Linked DNA regions of Homo sapiens: region 2 is linked to region 1. A link is a loop called in an ENCODE intact Hi-C map of the cell type or tissue named here. Cell type or tissue: OCI-LY7. All regions are shown on one strand. Each heading gives the region's core, and the rest is flanking DNA. Links, peaks and the distances in the headings are about the cores only. Region 1 overlaps DAAM1 (dishevelled associated activator of morphogenesis 1). Region 2 has its middle 42 kb from the start of GPR135.

Region 1 (2,916 bases), core at 88-2,587:
CTTGTGTACTTCACAGGCTAGTGGGACAATCAAATGTGAAAGTGCTCTGAAAAGGATCAAGTGTTTACATTAAAAATAAGGTGGCAGGGCTATAACAACAGCTGCTCTTCATTAATCTATCTCTACACGATGCAAAAACAACAAATTAACACATTGCTTATTTCTTCTTGGATGGATTTAAGGTTGCCAGAATACTATGCTTCACGAACCCTATAGAAAATATAGGGTAAAAGCCCCTATTAGTTAGAAATAATTAGGGTGAACAGCCCATATTTCTAAAAAGAATTTGGGTATGAAGAAGCTTACCTTAGAAACAATTGTGCAAGTTCCTTTGAAGTCAGTGTGAACCTCAGAGAAACAGAGCTCTCAAGGAAACTCAAGTTAATATGCCTAATGACCCTACCCTGTTAATGACACAAGAACGTTTTCACATCTTGGTGTCTTTAATGAGAATCTGTTCACCTAAAATGCAGCATTGAACACTTTCTAGGAAGCATTTTAATGAGACCTGCAATGAGCAACTAAGTATCAATAGCCAAAATGCATTTATACATAAGTTTTTAATATAGTTGCTACCTCCACTGTATAAATAAAAACACAACCTAAAAACCCCAAAAGCTTCATATTCTAACACCAACTATCGGTTTTTTTCTTTTCTGTGGAACACAGTTTTCTGTAGAGGGGTCATGGGGAGATGTCGAGTGCTGGTAACATTCTGTCCTTGATCTGGGCGCTGGTTATGCAGGTGTGTTTAATTTGTGAAAAATTATCAAGCCCAGCATTTGTGATGACTGACCTCTTCTTAGTATATTATAATAAAAAGTTTACAAAAAATAATTTTTTAAAAAGGCAGGACAAAACAAAAACAACAGCAAAACTTAGAACAGATGATGTCCCAGTGGACCAAAAATGGATGAAGGATAATTGGTCCAACAGGAATGTGGGAGATGCCTGCGGTCATGAGAGAGGTTTAGAGAAGAGTCAATGTCAGAGAAGGGAAGAAAGTAGTGAGAAAGAGAAGTTCCAACTGAAGAATGCAGTGTCATGAAGGCTGAGGAGGACCAGAGAGGCATAAATCTGAGCCTGGACCTACACACCTGGCTCCCCCAAGTGTTGGAAGATCTCATACTTACTTGTCGATGCTGGATTTTGTGTCAGCAATTTTGTTTAGGCTAGATATCTTGAATCCATATGCATTCCCTCTTTGACCTTTATTCATATAATTTCCAAATGCCAAAACCACCTCCAGCAACTGCTTGAGGGCACCACTCCTAAACACCTCTTCTGAGCCAGAACGAATTGCTTCAAAACAAAACACATAAAAACATGATTACCAAGTGTTTCGTTGTTTGAAATCAAGATGTTTCAGTGATACCCATTCTAAATTCACACACTTAATAACAGATATTGAAGATGTAAGACTGAGTTATTGGGTTACCAAGAGCACTTTCAAAACGCTTACACCAGAAGCAAAGAACAAGGACAGGGAGAGCCAACTCAAGTTGTTACCAACACCCATAGACAGCTGCAAAATCCTATCCTTTCTCAGGCCTTTCTTGGCTGACTCATCAGTCATAAGCACTGAGGAATATCTAGAATAGCAATCCCATCTCCAAGATTTCTTTACAAACACTTACTTGTCTGGTGTGAGTCAGGTTAACAGGAGTATTGATCAATTCCACTGACAGAAAACTAGTTAAATGTGTTACATGTCATAGCTTGCAGGTGTCATAACAGGGATCAGAGCTTAGGCAGATGCCTGATTCCAGCCTGCGTTCCGTGGCTGTGCTCTTCAGTTGCCTTGCCCACATTTCAAACATTTACAAATTTTAAAAATCAAACCATACAACAGCCTCAAATCTTCCCTTTAAAAAAGCTACTAAGGCTCTGTTGTGAGGAAGCTAATTACAGGTTTAATGCTAGTAGCAGTGAGATTAACTCCTCACCAACACCCTCGTAGTCAAAAGCCCAACCCTGTAGAGGAGCCCAGGAGGCGTGCTGTGAGCTCCGAGACTAGGGCAGTGCATCAAGCACTGACCTTAAGTAATCACCCCTCAGAATTTTAAAAGAAAGACCTTGAGCCAAAAAATAAAATAAAAAATCACCAGGCCAGGCGCAGTGGCTCACGCCTGTAATCCCAGCACTTTGGGAGGCCAAGGTGGGCAGATCACGAGGTCAGGAGATTGAGACCATCCTGGCTAACGTGGTGAAACCCCGTCTCTACTAAAAGTACAAAAAATTAGCCAGGCGTGGTGGCAGGCACCTGTAGTCCCAGCTACTCAGGAAGCTGAGGCAGGAGAATGGCATGAACCTGGGAGGCGGAGCTTGCACTGAGCCAAGATCGCGCTACTGCACTCCAGCCTGGGCAACTGTGCAAGACTCCGTCTCAAAAAAAAAAAAAAAATCACCAAGGGGATCTTGTTTACTATATGCACTTGGATTGCACTTTTAAATGGGTTGTAATGATGAACATCATTTCCAATCTAGACAGCTTGACTTTACCTTCCACTTTAGGTTTCACTTCTGCCACACGCTCTGCAAACTTCTTTTTGAAGTACAGCGATTGCAACCTTTGCTGATAGTGATTAATTCTGTAAGAGCAAACATGTACTAATTGATATTCATTTAATATATCTAGGTTCACTTAATAACAGATATGGAGGTGGAGGTACCTAGAAGCACCTCCCCCAATACCCACCCACTCCCCCGACACACATACATTAGTTGTTCTCATGGACAGGAACACAGGACATTAAGCCAGCTTTGCCTGGAGAGCCCATTTTGGTCTGACCTACAGGGGCTACTTGGCCAACTGCAGCAGAGTCCTTAGCGCCCATCAAGGCAACTGCTAAAAGAAAGTGGGAGCCTGCTGCTGCTGCTGTTGACTGAAGCGCATCTCTCCTCCCTCAGAGTCCC
Region 2 (2,916 bases), core at 269-2,768, 68 kb before region 1:
AGGCAGTATGATAAAAGAGCTCAGAAAACTTTAGCGCTCCTCAAATCTGAAGAATCAGGGATATTGCTGTAATGATGTAGGTCTTACTTGAATGCTATTTTACTACTTCAAATTTTGTTAGGGCTGAGATCAAGTCTGATAAGCACCTTAACTTAGGCAAATAATTATGGTAATAAAAGATTATGCCACAGTGCGCAGGCTTCCAAACTTTTCCAACTATTTTCTTGTAAATACATTTGTACAGGGGTAGTTTTCCCCTAGGACAGACCATAATTTAAAAAACTTGTATTCACTGCAGTCCTATAAATTACTGTTTCCCCTTAATGTTGGAAAGTAGTGATTTATTTTAGCAAAACTGCAGACCTCACTAAGGCATGCTTTATGTGTATGTACTTCCCTAGGGCAAGTGAGACCTTTTCAGCATATTTGGGGAAAGCATGAAAACTATTAAATTAATTTACATGGACATTCTTAAGTTTACTCTGATTTATCATATATTTTGCACAAAATGGCTGTTATATTTGCATTATCCATGAATAACTAAAATATACAATTTTTAATAATTTCTACATTTCTAGAATGGAGCTTTATTATTGCTAAGCACTTTCAATTTTTTATGTTTGCAATTTTGCTTATGAAATAATATTCTGTAATAATATATAGAGAGCTGGGCACAGTGCCTGGTGACTGTAATTCTAACAACTCAGGAGGCTGAGGCAGGAGGATCTCTTGAGTCCAGGAGTTCGAGGATGCAGTGAGTCATGATCATGACACTGCATTCCAGTCTGGGAAACACAGCAAGACCCCACTTCCAAAAAAACAAAGTTATATCAAAGTACTTAAAAAGTACTAATAACAATGACCCGCTCACTGACATGAAATTGATTTTTAACCCTTCTCTTGTCACAGATTCATCTAAGAAGAGTATAGGAAAAATAGTCACACTGAAATAGGAATTGATTTCTTTAATTCAATCATAGAAGCATTTGAAAATAAAATGTATCCAGAAAAACACATGGCATGATGAATTTAGCATAAATGCTGAAGTGCTAAATGGTTTAAGAAAAAAATAAAAGATCCAATGCCATGAAGTGCAGCTTCCCCACTAGCTGTAGTCTGAGGATTGATGCTCGCGAACTACGGGGTAAATGTCTGCAAGAATTGTCACAAATCCGGCAGAAGTTACTTAGTAGAAAAAACACAGGAGTCAGGCAAATCAAGATTCAGCTTCTAGCTCAGCCACTTGCTCGCATTTGACCTTAGTTAACTTTTCTTAGTCCTTGTCTGAAAATTGGAGATAAAGTAACAAAGTCTTACAGCCCTTGTGGGAAATCGCTGGGATTACAAGTGTCAGGTACTGGCACCTGGAAAGCCTGGTGCCAGCGCCTGACACTTGTAACCTCCTTCCCTTATGGTGACCTCCTTCCCTTATGGTCCCTGACTTCTGGGCCTCAGGTTCTGACCTCCCAAATAACCATCTGGGGAGATATCAGAAAAATCTTGCTAGCACTTAGGGGCCAGTGCTACTAACCATCCTTTGACTGGTTAAAAACTTTAAAATGTGGAACTATTTATACTTTAAAAGACCAGATGCTAAATGTGTGATGGGAGAAAAGGAGTTTATTCCCGAAGTTGTTTCTATCAAAGAAAAGGACAGTAGATGGCACCATTGATTCCCATGCCAATGCCTTGCCATCGAAGCCCCCAGGGATCATTACTTAATTTGGATAAATGGCTGAACGTACAGACTCAAAAAGCAGTTGACATAATCAAGAACATTGGAATGACCAGCAAGTTACTTGAAGCATTCAAGAGCAAATGTTCTTGTCAAAAAAGCTTGGCTTCATGACTCCTTTGCCATCACATCCTACCCAAGGGACTAGCAGTGTGATTAATCCATTTGACTGGTTATGAGAACCATCCAAAAATCACAGTGGTACTGTTGGTTCAGGAAAGGGCTCCCTGTGGCCTTCTCCAAAGCAGCTGTTCATTCCTCTGCTTCTCATCAGCTTGAATCTCTGCAGTACTTGACAGTTTATGAAGGGCTTTCCTCTTGGTAACCTCTTCAGACACGCAGGACTGGTCTCATGCACATCTCAGTTCCTGGTTCTCTTCCTCTTTACAGCAGTCTCAATGCTCCTGTAAGGATCTGTGTCACCCACCCCTCGCTTCCACCAATAGTTCTTGGCGGGTGACTCCAGAGTTTCTAGCCAGGACCCTTCTTCCGTGCTCTATTGTCCTTTCTGTCCACCAGACATCTTCACACACATGCCTCACAGGTACCCCAAATTCTTCAGAGCCAAAGTATTATCTCATTATCTTTCCTCTTAGCTCATTCTTCCTGGCTAATGACATTATTACTCTCCCAGCTATGCAGGCTCAAAAGTTTGCCTTCTCTTTTGCCTCCAAAATGTAAGCAGTCACTATATCCGCATCACCCACCTTTATAAAGCCTTTTGAAGTGACTCCTCATTTTAATTTCTATACTTCCTGTCTTATCTCAGGTCCTCATTACCTTTCCCTAGGACTAATTACATGGCCTTCTGAAGACTCATCCAATTTTATCCCATTCTATATGCTCCTGTCCAGCGGAACTCTAATGAGGTCGCTTTCTTACTCTAAAATCTCTGTAATTCCTTACTGCTTACGGTGGAATTTCCAACTTCTCATCCCACACAAGGTTCTCTGCAATATGGGTCCAACCTACTTTCTACTCTCTTACATCTACCTAGAATTCCAACCAATTATCTTGAAACTAACTTTTATTGAGCATTTACTATGTCTTAAACACTGTAATGAACATTTAAAATATATTATTGTTTAATCCTCACAGCATATGATGGCATTATTTTACCCATTTAAAAATGAGGAAACAGCTACTTGGTGAATTCAGGTAAATTACAGGTAAGAATTCAG

The links. Hi-C counts contacts between places; a loop is a spot of excess contacts. Peaks named below come from ENCODE experiments on the same cell type or tissue, not always from the same donor. Only the 100,000 strongest peaks of a DNase experiment are listed, where the experiment ranks them.
Region 2: a loop joins it to region 1, with 2.7 times the contacts of the local background. A loop is called at or near these places in 20 of 110 quality-filtered maps.

The regions. Positions count from the first base shown.
Region 1 is chr14:59,353,551-59,356,466 of GRCh38, reverse strand. DAAM1 (dishevelled associated activator of morphogenesis 1) reads right to left here. Exons shown (of 25, transcript NM_001270520.2): 19 at 2,503-2,591; 20 at 1,134-1,302. Among named protein-coding and RNA genes, the nearest start is that of GPR135, 110 kb to the left of the region's middle. In OCI-LY7, for the core only: CTCF peaks have their summits at 917 and 1,122; a DNase peak (open chromatin) is centred at 1,086; H3K4me3 peaks cover 1,669 bases; H3K27ac peaks cover 2,400 bases.
Region 2 is chr14:59,421,440-59,424,355 of GRCh38, reverse strand. No RefSeq gene overlaps it. Among named protein-coding and RNA genes, the nearest start is that of GPR135, 42 kb to the left of the region's middle. In OCI-LY7, for the core only: CTCF peaks have their summits at 1,472 and 1,671 (motif pointing right); DNase peaks (open chromatin) are centred at 1,705 and 2,085; H3K4me3 peaks cover 642 bases; H3K27ac peaks cover 573 bases.